2 separate regions of the Mus musculus genome follow, and region 1 is linked to region 2. A link is a loop called in an ENCODE intact Hi-C map of the cell type or tissue named here. Cell type or tissue: left cerebral cortex. All regions are shown on one strand. Links, peaks and the distances in the headings refer to the core of each region. The heading gives the core; the rest is flanking DNA.

Region 1 (7,256 bases), core at 1,227-6,226, 71 kb after region 2:
TTCCCTCTGTCTAGTAAGCCACACCCAAGAGCCTAAGAGCGCAGTGACACAGAACTGGAATTGTGAAATGTTTTGTAGAAGATGGCTCCCAGTGTCTTCCCCAGCAGAACATAGATTGTGATGATGACGGTCAGCAACAGCCCCAGATCCACACGGGTGATGGACCTGGGAGTGTGCTTGTCCCATGTGCTCTGACCTGAGACCAAGTCACCAACTCAGATTTGCTGCTTTGGTTAGAAACAAGTGATTTAGGAACATGTCTCAGTAAACAGAACACTCCAATTTAGCATGACACAGCTGGCAAGAAATGGAGCTTTAAAGTGTTCACTTGGTATGGGAAAGTTGTCTGAATGGTGTCCTGTAAGGCAGGAGGAAATGGTGCTAATGTATAGATAACATATAGGTGATGGTGGTGGTGGTGGTAGTGGTGATGGTCAGCAGTGAGCCAAGAGGAAGCTGGCTGTGGCACACACTTGGTATCTGAGCTTGGGGAGGCTGAGCCAGGAGGATTAACACAAGTTCCAGAGATGCCTGGGCTACACAGTGAGTTCAGGGCCAGCCTGGGCTAAACAGAAAGGCAGTTTGGAAACCAGACAAATGGGCTGGTAATGAAGAGCTGCTTCCCTGTAGCCTTGCAGATAGATAGCCTGATGTTTTTTGATAGTGAATTCTCTGAAGTTCTCAAGAAAGCAGTTAGCTTCTTAAGCTATGCAAGCAATGGACATAAGAAGGGGACTTCTTACCCATGGCCCAGCTCAGAGTTCCTTAGCCCTGGGATTCCATCCTCATTATAGCACCTTTGACATTGTAAGCATGAGGAACCACTGACAGTTGAAACAGGAACACATGCACTGAGCTGTGTGCCACTGTCTAACTTAGCAGAGAGCTTGGCAGTCCTTCTGTGGCAGTACATTTAGATCTGCATCATCCTTCCTCCTGGTCCTTTGATTAATTTACCTGTAAAGATGTAGGATAGCATTGAACTGTTCTGTGCTCATTTGGCCTGTGTGATGTGTCTGTGCCTTTACTTATACAAAGCAACAGGACAGCCACTGTCCTTACAGCTGCGTACTGCAGCCAGATAGAGTCCCACTGCGATACAAATGCGCATCTTTATTTTCTGCACTTCACCATTAGGGCATTAAAAACTTAACTCAGGCACTTTGTTATTCTTAGGCTATGTGTGGCTCTCGTTGCTATTAAGAACTCTGAGTAAAATCAATGTATTTGGCAATCTTACACGCACATAGATGGTTTCCTTCTTTGACCTAGAAATCAAACCTGCTCAGCCCTACTTTCTCTGCCATTACAGTCATTGTCACAGCTTGGTGCCTGCAGTTTTTGGAATGATCACATATGGTTCTGTGATTAAAGTAGAAGTTAACAAATTTAATATTATCTGTGTGTATACAAATCTGGTACACAGACACCACATTTACTCTTACCATTTTATTTAATATTGTAGATAAGAATTCGAGATCCAAATCAGGGAGGTAAAGACATAACAGAGGAGATTATGTCTGGAGGTGGCAGCAGAAATCCCACTCCACCTATAGGAAGACCCGCATCCACTCCCACTCCTCCTCAGGTAAGTAGAGTGAGCATGACCATGGCGGTGGGCGCTGGGCACTCACTCATTGACCTCCTCGCTCTCTTCCGTAGCCACTCTGTCCTTTCCTCTCTGTCAGCTGTCCAGAGCCTGAGTATCTCAGGAAGCTTCGACAGACACGGTTCTCTTCCCGAGTTGCTTTCAGGTCCTACTGGCGATGTTTTCTGTGGGTTGGCTTCGCATTCAGAGCACAGATGCTGCCACACTTGCTATTGAGCTGTTCCATGCTATCCAAAGGTGCTTCGTGCCTTGGAAGCCACCCTATTGAGTGAGTAGTTATGAGTCCGCTGTGGAGCCTTAGGATGAAGTGCCGTGGAAGAGGGTGGTGTCACAGTGAGGATGTACGCGTTGTGGCCGGGATGCTTGAGAAGATTGTCCCCGTTAGAGTCTCGTTCAGGACCTACACAGCTGTGCTTCCAAGGCTGCTCTGTGAGTTTAGTCAGGCCTGACTGGTAAAGTATGTGGCTTTGGTCTTAGAAGAAATCGAAGAGTCCCAAGAAGAGCTAGGCTTGAGCAAACTGTGACTTGTGGCATTGAAATTGGTTGCCCAAGTTTGAAGCTTCTTACCTTGTTACTGGGTGACTTCCCAACGTAATCAGTCACCTGTCACCGAGAGCCCAGCAGACAGAAGCACCTGTTTAAGGGGATTGTTTGTTTGTTCTCATGGCTGGAAGGTGAGAGCCCCCAGAGCCGATTTACAAATGAGCATTAGACCAGAGGTAAGGCATGGCAGAGTAGCCAACCGCTGACTTGATTACCGCCACAGAGCCTCAAAGAAGTGCTCTGAGATATTGAGGTCACCAAGAGTAAGCGAGTTCAGTTCAGAGCCCTCGTAAACCTGTGACCTGTTGGCTTGAGTGGGCTGTGTTCCCCTTGGGAGTGATGGTCCTCTCTGTCGCAGTCCCCATTACAGAGAAGAGTATGTGGCCACCTCGGTTAGAGGGTTTCAAGGTTGTTACAGAACTTATTTTTGAAATTGTCTTCTTTAAACATTTTAAGTCTGAATGATTAAGAGTGTGGTTTTGTCTCCAGAATTGATCATGCAATGGGATAGTAGATCGGAAATGACCTACATACATGGTTTATTGACAGCCAGGTATAATTCTAGACATAGTGGCCTCTCGGACGGCCTGGCGGGTGCTGGAGTAGAACTTGCAGTTGGTTGGTGAGGACATGCACACTTTGCACCCTTTAGTCTCTTTGCAAACATCAGTTAAGATAGGGTGTAGTTGACAACTTGAAATTCCCACCTTGAAAATCTGTACCTTTCTGTATTTTAATTCTCTATATGGTGTGTCTGGTTAGGTTTTTTTGTTGTTTTTTTTAAGGATTTATTTTTGATCATGTATATATGTATACATGTATGTGTTTTTATGTGAATGTCTAACATGTGTGTGGATGTCCTTAGAGGCCAGAAGGTGTGTCCCTCTGGAGTTGGAGTTACTCTAGGCTGTTGTCAGCTGCCTGGTGTGGGTGCTGGGAACCTGACTCCATCCTCTGCAAGAACAGTGAGTGCCTTTACTAGTGGAGCTCTCTTGCACCCAGCCCATTCCTGTCTTCGGATCTTGCAAGTGTGACCCTGTGCCTTCCCAGCTCTTCTTCAGTCCTTACCCCCTTCCCTGGGACCACAGGCGCAAGCACAAGTCTTGGTGTCTGTATGGTGGGTGACAACTCAGATAGAGACAGTGATTGCTGTGGAGAGCCTCCAGTCTTGTCTCTTTTGTGTTCTTACATTTGAATCCACCCGTACAAATCTTGGCTCTGTGTATGCGTGGAGTCTGTGGGATGGATCGTAGCTGTTTAATTGATGAGTGTACTTTTCCTCTTAAAGTCAACAGCAGAAGCATTACAGCTTCTGGCTTCATTTCTGGGAGGTCATGGAAGCTGTGCCCATAGACGGCTGAACTTGGTGAAGGGAGATTATATCGTGTCAAAAAATACTGAGTCTGTTCTTTTCCTAAAGGCTGCAGGCTCTGAACATTGGCGCTGAGTTCTCTTTCTAGAAAGCCCTCGGCACAGGGCCTGTAATAGACATTTGAAGTTAGGACACGATCCTGGATCCACCTGTTGTTGTTGTTGTTGTTGTTGTTGTTGTTGTTGTTGTTGTTGTTGTTGTTGGAGACAGGATCTCACACTATAGCTCTGGCTGTCTTTTGTTCTCTAGACCAGGTTGGCCTGAACTCACAGAAAGTGTCTGCCTCTTTGCCTCCTGGGATCTGGTATTAAAGGTGTGGGCTCCCCCAACCCCGCCTGCCAGTCCATCTTGAATGGCTTTCTAGTTTAAGAGCTACTATGAGGACAGCCTTCTCTGTTGGTGTGTTGGGCCAAGCATGTTTTTGTTCTCATGGTGTACCTGCTTTTGTTTCCAGTTAGCAAGAAGTCTGGGTCTTTTTCTGCGCTGTCCAGAATAAAACTGTAGGTGGGTAAGCTGGTTCTGACAGGCTGTTTCCTTGGGTGTTTGAGAGTAGATGGTGCCCTCTAGTGGTAGCAGTCTTTATGTAGGCCTTGAAGTTGGGATTGCTCTGCCCTTAGCAGCAGCAATGTTACAGCTCTGGGCTATAAAGACCTAACCATTCTATCCTTCTCCCTGTACCCAGACTCCACAGTCTCTATCCAGTGGCCTTCAGCAGTGTTTATCCTTCAGGCTCAGCCTCTGCCCTCCCCTGCCATCTTTCTTTTACTTTCTTCTGCCCTGGCTGTTCTTAAACCATCCAGTTTCTTTTTCGTTTGCTGCCAAGCAGCCACTGGCTGCCTTGCCTCTTCTGCTGAGCTCTGCCAACTGATCACCTGCTGTTGACATGCCTACTGACTCTGCCACTGAAGACACTTTGATGTCTATTTTTTTTCTTGTGAGCTCAGCCCATACAGCGGAAAGTAGGCAAGGTACAACTTGTCAAGCCTTTTATTGGACCTAATGTCACAACAACAGGAAGGGTGACACTTGACAGCATCTCTCTGCAGAGTCAGTACTTGAGCCTCAACAGTGTGCGTTTGTATCCAGATGAGAGGTATTTGAGACAATCACAACTCACCTTGCGTGCAAACAAAGGCTGATGTCTATTCCAATCACAGGCTTTCTTCCTTGGGCTTTCTGCTAGGTCAGCAAGTGAGGTGCTCCCCTTGTGTCCCAGATGGTAAGGGCTACAGGGTCACCTGGAGTCCATCATGGTCTGTGCTAGCACAAACTGACAACTGGAGCAGACCTGGTTGGCTGTATGTTCAAGAGCTGGGGCAGACTTTTGTAATTGTGTAGTTTTTTTTCAGGCATCCCTGGAATGTTCCAAATGGCCATTGCTGGCATGCAGCGTGTCTACTGGCTACTGAACTACAGCCCTTCAGTTTAAGGTAGCCAGGATAGCAGTGGCACCCCCACAGCTAGGGGGCATAGGGAATTCCTAGGAAATCTACTTATCCTACCCTTGGTGTCTCTGCCTAATTACCAGGAGTGCTCCCAACGAGAGAGCTCTAACTGCTTATTCCCAAGGGTGACTTTAACTTGTTTTCATGTTCTTTTCTGAAATAAGGGCCCTGGCCCAGACTGATGGCAGTTCTTCTGCCCAGCCTCCTAAGGTTAGAATGGCAGACATGTAGCACTATACTTACAACAAATTGTAGCAGTGCTTTAACCCTGCTTAGCATCTGACCAGACTTCATAGCAGGTGGGATCCCATTACTTAACTCCTTTGAAGTCCCACACAGTTGCTTGTGCGTCCATAGCAAAGCTGACTGCTGGCATCCAGGCTGCCCTTGGTTTATGTTCAGGGTTGTACAGCATAGACTACACAGAGTGGCAGATCATAGAGACCGGGTACTAGTGGGTTAGGTGAGGTTGTATTAGAGAGTCCTGGGAGTTCAAGAATGGGATACAGACAGACCTTACAGAAAGATACCTTACAGAAAAATGTAATGTAGGAATATAACACACACAAGTTAGTAAACAGTTGAGTGCTGTACTTTGCCCCTGCTGTGGTTTCTAAGGCTCTCTTTTAAGGCTGACAGCACATTTTAGCTTGGCTTCAGTCTGCAGGTCTGTGCACAGGTCAGCTGAGTGAGGAGGTTAACCCACAATAACTGAATCAAGACAGCATTGCTCATAAATCGTGTGGGACTCAGGGGTCAGCAGGTCACAGGAAGCATGAAGGCATCAAAGAGATCAACCAGTGGGGCTGAGAGGGGAAGAAAGACCGGGTGAAAAGACTGGACCATGCCTTCTGTAAGGCCTGTGCCTATTCTCTGTCAGGCTCCCCACGGACTTCAGTAGTAAGGAAAGATGACTCTGGTGAAGGAGGCAGGTCTTCTTTTGTCTCAGTGTGTTGTCATAGTCATGGATGTGTTGGCTTTTCTGCCAGTGGGATTCATAAACAGCCACACATGGAACTTAACTGAGCTAAGCTGAAGGAGTCTGCATGGAACTCATGGCAGGCCTGAGTCACTGAAAGTCACCAGAGATGGCCGCTGAGGGTCCATTGACAGGAACAATCCTGGGGTCCACATGACGAAAACCTGAAGGCAAAGGGAATTTTTACTGTTGCTGTCTGCTCTAGGCGTCGGTGAAACTACAGGCTGTCTTCCCTAGTAAGTTTTTAGATGATCTCTGTGTGCCTCCTACAGATGTTATGTGTCATACACATAGAAAGTGTGCTTCCTGTGACCATGGCCCCACCAGATGGTCACCGTGCTTGGACGTAGATGTATGCACAGGTCTTAGAGAACGGATGCTTTTCACCTGAGAGACAAAGATTCCACTCTTAGCGCAGCCTAGTCAGTGTAACTACTACAGTGGAGAAGAAGCAATGGTATCCGCGCCCCCCCCCCCCAGTAGCAAGCCCTTCGGCCATTGGTGGTGGTTAGTGACCAAGAGAGGTTTCTATCCTCAGAATTACCTGCTGCGTAGCAGCTGGCCTCTGAAAAGGAACAGAAGAGATTAGATAGATAAAATTTTAAAATGTCCACGTGTAGTCAGTGATGTGTAGACCAGAAGGTGTTGGATCCCCTGGAATGGGAGCTACCATGTGGGTGCTAGGAATTGAACGTGGCTCCTCTATAACAGTGAGAAGTGCTCTTAAGTTCTAAGCCAATTCTCCAGCCCCCAAATAGATTTTACAAACTACTGTTCATTTTATTTCTTTCGCCCTCCTTTCTCACCACTTTTAGGATCAGCCTTCGAGTAAATAATAGCTGAAACTTGGTAAAGGGTCTTGTGGCAAGGAGCACAGGTCAGGGAAAAGTTGGAAACGGAATCATTGGCACATCTTGAATGTAAATCTTCTTCTGTAGTTTGGGGAATTGCCAGAGCCATAGGGGAGTTGTCCCTTACAGAACAGCTCCACACACACACCCCACCTCTGGGAAATGGAATCTGCGACAAGCCATTTCATGCTTTAACAACTAATAGCTTCATGCTGGGTTGGCAGCACAGGTACACTCCTGTGTTATTAGTGTAATTCGATCAGGAAGGAGGCAGGACAAACAAACAAGAAAATCCCGCTTTAACTTTTAAGTAGCGATCTTGTCATCCATGTCCAACCAACTCGTCCAATTTGGCACTGACGAGTTGGTTGCTCTCTTCTGAGAAGCGTATTTTTGTAGTTTTAAATGGTGATTGTAGTAAAGATGGGAGTTATTAAATTAAGTCACATTGTTCTTG
Region 2 (7,256 bases), core at 1,071-6,070:
TAAAATAAATAATGTTATTTATAAAGATGTTATTTTTATTTGCTCTGTCTATGTGTGTGGTACCATTAGAGGACAGATGAGGGCATTGGATCCTGTGGGTCTTTAGTTACAGACCATTGTGAGCTCTGTGGTGTGGGTGCTGGGAACCAAGTGCTCTTAACCAGTGAACCACGGCTCCAGCCTCTAACCCTGCTTTCTCCACAGTCGTGGTTATGGGACACAGTTGAATTGTACAGAGAGGTACAGGGGGAAGTTATGGTTGTTGGGTGTGGCTCCCTGGGGTTCTGGACAGGTGTGAAGATTGTCAGGAAGGAAACACTTGAGGGCCAAGTGCAAGATGCGGCCCATCTTGTGTGGGGGACATTCGGGGAGCAGCTTTAGCAGGCTGGCATGCTCTTGTTTCAGAGCTATCTGGGTTGTACTTACAGGTTTGTGACTCCAAATTGTATAGCTGGCAGGTAAACACAGTTTGAGGCAACTGCACTTTCATAGCTGAGCAGTGAGGGAAGCTGCCATTCTCATTGGAGTCTCTGTGCACTGAGGCTGGGCCACAGCAGTGCCAACTTAACAGGGCAGTAAAGGAAGCAGTGTGTACATGCATGTTCGTGTGTGTGTGTGTGTGTGTGTGTGTGTGTGTGTGTGTGTGTGTGTCACTAGAATCCACTTCAAGCAGCCCCCTCTGCTGGCCGAGGGTTGAGGCGTGAATTCTTTACAAGGCTCAGTGGGAAGGGAGCTGTGCTCTTCCCTTCCTTTTCCTACTCACCTTTAGGTTCTACCAATGCTGTGTTTGCGGATTTCCAAAAAATTCAACCAATGTGTGCACCTGTGAGGGAGTGGAATATGTATTTATATTAAATATCTTTAGATCATACTAAAATCTCTGCAAAGTGGCTGCTTTTGTGGGTAAAGTATTTGTGTAGGAGCCGTGCTTCTTATGAATCTGTGATCACTTGGGCGACTGAAGCGGAAGGATCGTAAGTCTGAGGTGAGATCCTGCTTCAAAACAAAGCTAAAGTAAAGTAACTTAAACACACTTTGAGAACTCCTGCTTTGAATTACTAATAGTGTGATTATAAATGCTCCCATTTGTTGACTGTCTACCATGTGCTGGCTTGCTTAAGACTATCATGTTAAATTAGCCATGGTAAATACTCCTGTAATCCTAGCACTTGGGAGCAGGTGGAAGCAGAAACTTCAGGAGTTCAAGAAAATCTTGATTTATAATAAGTTAGAGGCAGCTTGTGCTGACTGAGACGCTGTCTCAAAATCCACTTGTCTGTCCTGTACAGTTTAGGATGTGCGGCTTGGCAGTGGATTTGGGTTGCAGTTCAGGTCTAACTTTAAAATGCACAATTTTGCCCTTATATTGCAGTATATCTTGGGTTACATGAATTGGTGAGATTTATGTACAATACTATGTAGTCTTGAATGTCCCATTGGTCAGTTAGATTGTGCATTTTTATTTTATTTTATTTTTTGGTTTTTTGAGACAGGGTTTCTCTGTGTAGCCCTGGCTGTTCTGGAACTTGCTCTGTAGACCAGACTGGCCTCGATCTCAGAAAAATTTGCCTGCCTCTGCTTCTCAAGTGCTGGGATTAAAGGTGTGCGCCACCACTGCTCGGCTAGATTGTGCATTTTTAAAACTTTTTTTTTTTGAAGTGAACATGGAGGTATATGCCTGTACCCATCTTCTCAGGAGGCCAAGGCCAGGTGGATTGCTTGAGCCTAGGCAGTAGAGTGAATGTCCCCCATTTCCCAAAACAAACAGATTTGCATCCTGAGTTTTGGTCTGTTGGGGCATACATATTGTGGCAATGATGTGGCCACCTTAGTTCTTATGTGCTGACTTAAAGGTGGGATTTGCTTTGCTGCCAGCTTAGGGCCGGTCTGGTTCCCTTTGTGAGGGTATGATTCCTGGGACAGGGCAGAGCTGAGCAAGCCAGGGAAGGAAACTGGCTGCTAAGATGAAGAGATTATATATAACTTGTCCGAGGGACAGCGTCGTTTATCCAGTGTATATTGTATTTGGTGCCACTGTGTAGGAATCAATAGCTGGTGTGATGAACCAGTTAACACTCAGGTACATCTACTTGCTTCCTTTTACCTTTAAAGTACTTTTAAATTTTAGCTAGGGTCTCATTATGTAGCCTTCGCTAACCTGGAACTTGCTGTGTGGACCAGGCTGGCCTCAACCTCAAAGAGATCCTCCTGCCTCTGCCTCTCTGCCCCTCTGCGCCCCTCTGCGCCTCTCTGCCTCTGCCTCTGCCTGCCAAGGGCTGGCATAAGTCACCCCCACCCACTCCATCTTAGAACCTTTATCCAGCTGTCCTTGTTTTTATACTTGCCAGTGACCCATGTCTTAGCCATTTCTCCCTTCTAAGCCTCTAGTCATTGGTATTTTGGGTCATTTTAGAACATCACTAATTTTAGAAGCATCCTTTAGAGTTGTGATCACTAATTTTAGAAGCAGCCTTTAAAGGTTGCTAGGATGTGTATGTGTAGACATTCTCTGCAAGATACATGAGCAGCTAAGGAGTGGCGACTGGGGATTCAGACGGGGCAAGTGCTCCCCAGAGCTTGCTTACAGTGCTGTAGGTGTGACGGACTCTTTTCTTCAGTAGTGACAGCGATCTTAGAAGAACCCTGAGGAACACAGCATGTCTGTGAGCTCTAGACAACGGTCGTGTCTTTACTTTTCTTTGTCTTGTTTTTGAAATGCTTTTTATTTTGAGGCAGGGTTTTGTTCTGCAGTCCTGGTTGACCTAGTATTTACTATGGAGTACATTTGTAGGTCATGAAGCCATAAAGATGAGCTTGCAAACTCTCCATGGGCTTGGCTTTCTACTGTGGCCATTACAGGAGTTAGCTGTGTGGCCTTGAGGAGGTCACTCCAACTCTCTGCCTTTTTACCCCTTTCCCGTTTTCCCGTGTGTTAGCCATGGCTTTACTCTGTGTATTTATTTCAGGATCTCTTCTACATCTCTGTTGTAATTTCATATCCAGTTTATACCAGAAGATGAAGTCCACTCTTCCTTAACTCTGACAGAAAACTTTCTAATTACCACGGATCTAGTAACCTTTAGTAAGTTTTAATTAACCTGGTCTTGCAACCTGATTTGTCTCCCAGGTGAGCTGTCTTGAGGTTGCCTTAAGTTGTCCATATGCATTTATAAAATCTTACGGAGAGGGAGCCTTGAAATTTCCATCCATGAAGGCGGATGTGAGGCACACCACCATTTCTGGCCTTAACAGTAGAGAATGAGTCTTTGCTTACAGCCCCAAAGGGCATATGCCGTCTCCATGCTTGCTGTCTGTAGCTCCTCGAAGGGTTCTCTACCACTTCTACTCCAGGCTTTAGCTCCTGTAGGATTAGAACACTTGGGGTCCACACCAAAGCTTGCTTATTGTTTCAAAAGCGATAAGGTTAGTGGATGTTGGTGGTGTCAGGTTGTGCTGTGCTATGCAACTGCAGTCTTGAGAATTTTTTCAGAGAGGTTCCTTTGGGGATGTGGCCTTTTGAAACACCTGGTGCAGATGTTAAGCCTCCTGCTGTCCCATCAAGCAAAATTGATGGGATTATGGGTCCCAGGTCACTCACAGAGACAGATGACAGTGCACTGTGTGCTTCTGAGTGAAACGACGAGTGGGACACAAAGCTGCAGCTCCCAGCTAGAGCTGCAGAGAGGCTGTGGGAGTGGAGTCTTTCTCTCTGCTCCCTGGTGGTAGACACGCTCAGTGGCTGCCCGCTTGCAGAGCTCTCCGGTGTCATGGACCTTTAGCCTAGTTGTCTCGAGGAGATGGCCCCTACAGAAGCTGACCCATCTTCCTCTTCATTTGCCCTTTTTTTGTTTTTCTTAAACTATATACTGTGACATTGAAAGGACTTGTGTTCACCAGAAAGACAAAGAGGGCTTTCATGGTGGGGCTCTGCAGAGCCGCTGTGTGGGCCTTTGTTGGGCTTGCGCTGGCCCACTGCATACCACCCCCACCTCGTAGGCATCTGTAACAGAGAAGTTGGCCTCTTTATTTAATGGTACACAGTTGCAAAAGTAAAATCAGATTTCTTGGAGTCAATGTAAAGTGAGGTCTTCCCTGTTTTTGGATCGGGTATGGAACCCTTTTGCATGGAGGTGCCACACACTGAGCCTTGGTCTTGCTAAAATCATTTTCTATTATTTAAAATTCAAATATTTTGTTTTTGTGTGGCTGCAGCTCTGTGACTTCATTGCTATGCTTAGTATTTATTCATGAGATATAAGAATCGGTCAGCAGTGTCAGGTGTTATTTCAGTTCATTTTTAATAAAAGATTTGTGTTTTTGTGTGCTTACACAAACACACATGCATGTGTATACACGTGCGTGCATGGACACATACATCTAGGCATTTGAGTGCAGGTGTAGTGGAGGCCAGAGGCTTTGGCGCCCCCTGAAGCTGGAGTTAAGGTTAATTACACGTGGTTATAAGCTGTCCAGAATGGTCGCTGGGAACTGAACTTAGGTCCCCTGGTCCTGATAATTCATGTTTTTATGTTATATTGGAGAATCTGAAGTGGCAAACTTACTTTTTAAAAACTTTTTTTTTATTTTTGAGACAGGGTCTTGCTAGGTAGTTCAAATTGGCCTGGACTCAGGATCTGCCTCGTCTCTGAGTGCTGAGATGGTAGCTGGATGCCACCAGGCCCAGTTTAAGGATTTCCTGTAAGTCTGCAAATGGGTAGGGGTGGAGAATGCTGATGAAGTAGGTGTGGTGGTTCAGACCTGTAATTCTAGCCTGGGGTGACTTGAAGCAGAGGGGTGGATAGTCCAGGCTGTGTGGTGAACTTGACAACAGTGTAGCCCATGTAACAGGACTCTGTCTTAAAAAATTGAAACTAAACCCAATCAAAACATCTAAAAAGACCAAACAAAATAGACTCTGAACCCTGGTGACTTATTGGCACTTATCTCAGGATGGGATTATAATAGAAATTTAGGTGGAAATTTACCTCCATGTTATACAAACGAGTGTGTAAATGTGTGCCTAAGCCCAAGGTAAAATTTGTTATGTTGACATTGGTTGAAGCATTGGTCCTCATTTTGAACTTTGCTGGGCAGAAGCCAAGTTCCTCGATTTCTTAGTTGGGGGAGTGAGTGTCTGCTGCTGTGCTTTCTCTGTGCGGGTTACTGGGTTCAGTGCTGTCAACAGTACGTGTAAGTCTCTGCACTAGGCAGTACTGTTTTCTGTAGTTTTCCATGGAGATCCACAGCATTTCTAGACATTAGCGGTGACTCTCCTGGTGGCCGTCACTGGCAGCAGAATGACTGAGGAGCTGACCCACATGCACTGTGGGTGGGAAGAAGCCTGCTTCCTGAGGCCTGGGTAGTGTCAGGAGTTTGGTGTCTCTCTCTCCCTCTCCCTCTCCCTCTCCCTCCCTCTCTCCATTAGTCTGGAATTGATCTGTCCCATTTACCGTCTAGGGCTGCCTATACTCTCAAACTCAAGGGTTTGAGGTGTTTGAAGGAGCTGATAAAGGCCAACAGAAACACTTGGGAGCAGTGGGTGAGGCCTGTGCTTAGCTATTCAGTGTGCCTACCACATTGCTAGGGAGAAGGACTAAGCTGGGTGATCAGAAGAGCGAGGAGCCTTAGTTTGTTTTGCTGGTGATTTGAGCTGTTGTGAGTAGGGCGAGCTTTGGGAAGGCCCCAGGGTCAGGTGAGGGAGGCATGGTGTGGTTGGTTGTGCGCCAGAGGCTGCCATAGAGTTGCTACCCCAGGCACACAGCGGGAAGAGCCACTCCCTGTTGGCTCTTTACTAAACAGCAGGCTGGAGGCCGTATCAGTTAGTTAGTTAGTTAGTTAGTTAGTTAGTTACTTGTTAACGAGTAATCATACTTCTTTCTCAAACACACAGTGGCTCTCTGTCAGCGTGAATGAAAACCCTTTTGGATTTTGTTTGATGACTCCATTGGGTGACCATTTTGAGTTAGTGCAGCATGGCACTCCTGCTTCCTGGAACAGTGTGCCTCTGGCCGACTCGCTAGGTTTTCCTGGATGCGGAGGTGCTTGACTGTGGATGCCAGGCTGCTGAGGCTCTGGCCTGAGCCCAGGGAGAGCCTATGGGTTTCCTAGGCAGCCTGCCTGTGCTGTGCAGAGCCTGGGTCAGAACGGTTTCAGTAGCTGCAGGAAGGGTTTCTGTTTTCATGTTGCACACGTGCGTGTGTGTGTGTGTGTGTGTGTGTGTGTGTGTGTGTGTGTGTGTGTGTGTATGTATGTGTGCGCACGCACACACACACTCGTGCATTTGTTCTCGAGTGAAACACTGGCAGCAACAAGAAGACATTGAAGTTTTTGCTTAGCTTTTGTGTGTACATGTGTGCCTCTCATGTAAACATGTGTGCCTCTCGTGTATACACGTGTGCCTCTCGTGTGTACACGTGTGCCTCTTGTGTGTACATGTGTGCCATATGTTGCTGTGAGAGTGAGTGACTGAGGTCAGCTGTCTTCTGTCATGTTACCTTCAGTTTTGAGGCAGTCTCTCACCTGACAGTAGTGAGCCCAGGAGCCTCCTGTGCCTGCCCACTCCATTGCTGGTATTCCTGCCCCTCTCCCCCCCCCCCCCCCATTGCACTTAGCTGCTTTGCAGGATGCTGAGGGGCGGGGTTTGGAGCTTCGTGAGTATGTGGCATTTCTTCAGGCACTGCCACCCCACTTGTTTGTTTGTTTGTTTGTTTGTTTATTTTTGAGACAGGGTCTCTACAGAGCCTTGGCTGTTCTGGAAATCATTTTGCCTCCCCTTGAGTGCTGGGGTTAAAGATGTGTGTCTCCATGCCCTGCTTAGGTGCTGGGGTTAGAGATGTGTGCCACCATGCCCTGCTTGTCCTTTGTTTTTTGAATTACGGTTATCCCGTGTTCCTCATTAAGCACTCACACTTATTGTCTTTGATGAAGTAGCAAAAGCTATTAATTATATTAAACCCTGACTCTGAATATACACAGCCTTTTTAATACTCCTTGAGAAGCTGGGGGTTACATATAAGGCACTGTCTAATAGTAGTCTTACCTAAGAATACATACATCTGGCTGTTGTGCTACACACCTGTAATTCTCCAGTACCGGAGAGACGAGGCAGGAAGAGTCCGTCTCCAGTCCAGCCTGGGCTACATGAGTCTGTTTTAGCGAACCAAATAACCCCGAATCAAACCAAATCATTTTCCCACTCCTCCAAAGACATCCTGTTGTCTGTGTTCCTGTCTCTCCAGATTACAAGTTAGTGGACC

Evidence for each region. Hi-C counts contacts between places; a loop is a spot of excess contacts. Peaks named below come from ENCODE experiments on the same cell type or tissue, not always from the same donor. Only the 100,000 strongest peaks of a DNase experiment are listed, where the experiment ranks them.
Region 1: a loop joins it to region 2, with 2.0 times the contacts of the local background. A loop is called at or near these places in 4 of 42 quality-filtered maps.

Annotation. Positions count from the first base shown.
Region 1 is chr4:138,103,849-138,111,104 of GRCm38, forward strand. Eif4g3 (eukaryotic translation initiation factor 4 gamma, 3) reads left to right here. Exons shown (of 35, transcript NM_172703.3): 10 at 1,466-1,588. Among named protein-coding and RNA genes, the nearest start is that of 1700095J12Rik, 31 kb to the right of the region's middle. In left cerebral cortex, for the core only: a CTCF peak has its summit at 4,095 (motif pointing left); DNase peaks (open chromatin) are centred at 1,772 and 4,084.
Region 2 is chr4:138,033,389-138,040,644 of GRCm38, forward strand. The region is part of intron 2 of Eif4g3 (eukaryotic translation initiation factor 4 gamma, 3); the gene reads left to right. Among named protein-coding and RNA genes, the nearest start is that of Eif4g3, 44 kb to the left of the region's middle. In left cerebral cortex, for the core only: CTCF peaks have their summits at 3,717 (motif pointing left) and 3,917; DNase peaks (open chromatin) are centred at 2,474, 3,407, 3,684, 3,913 and 1 more place; H3K27ac peaks cover 3,624 bases.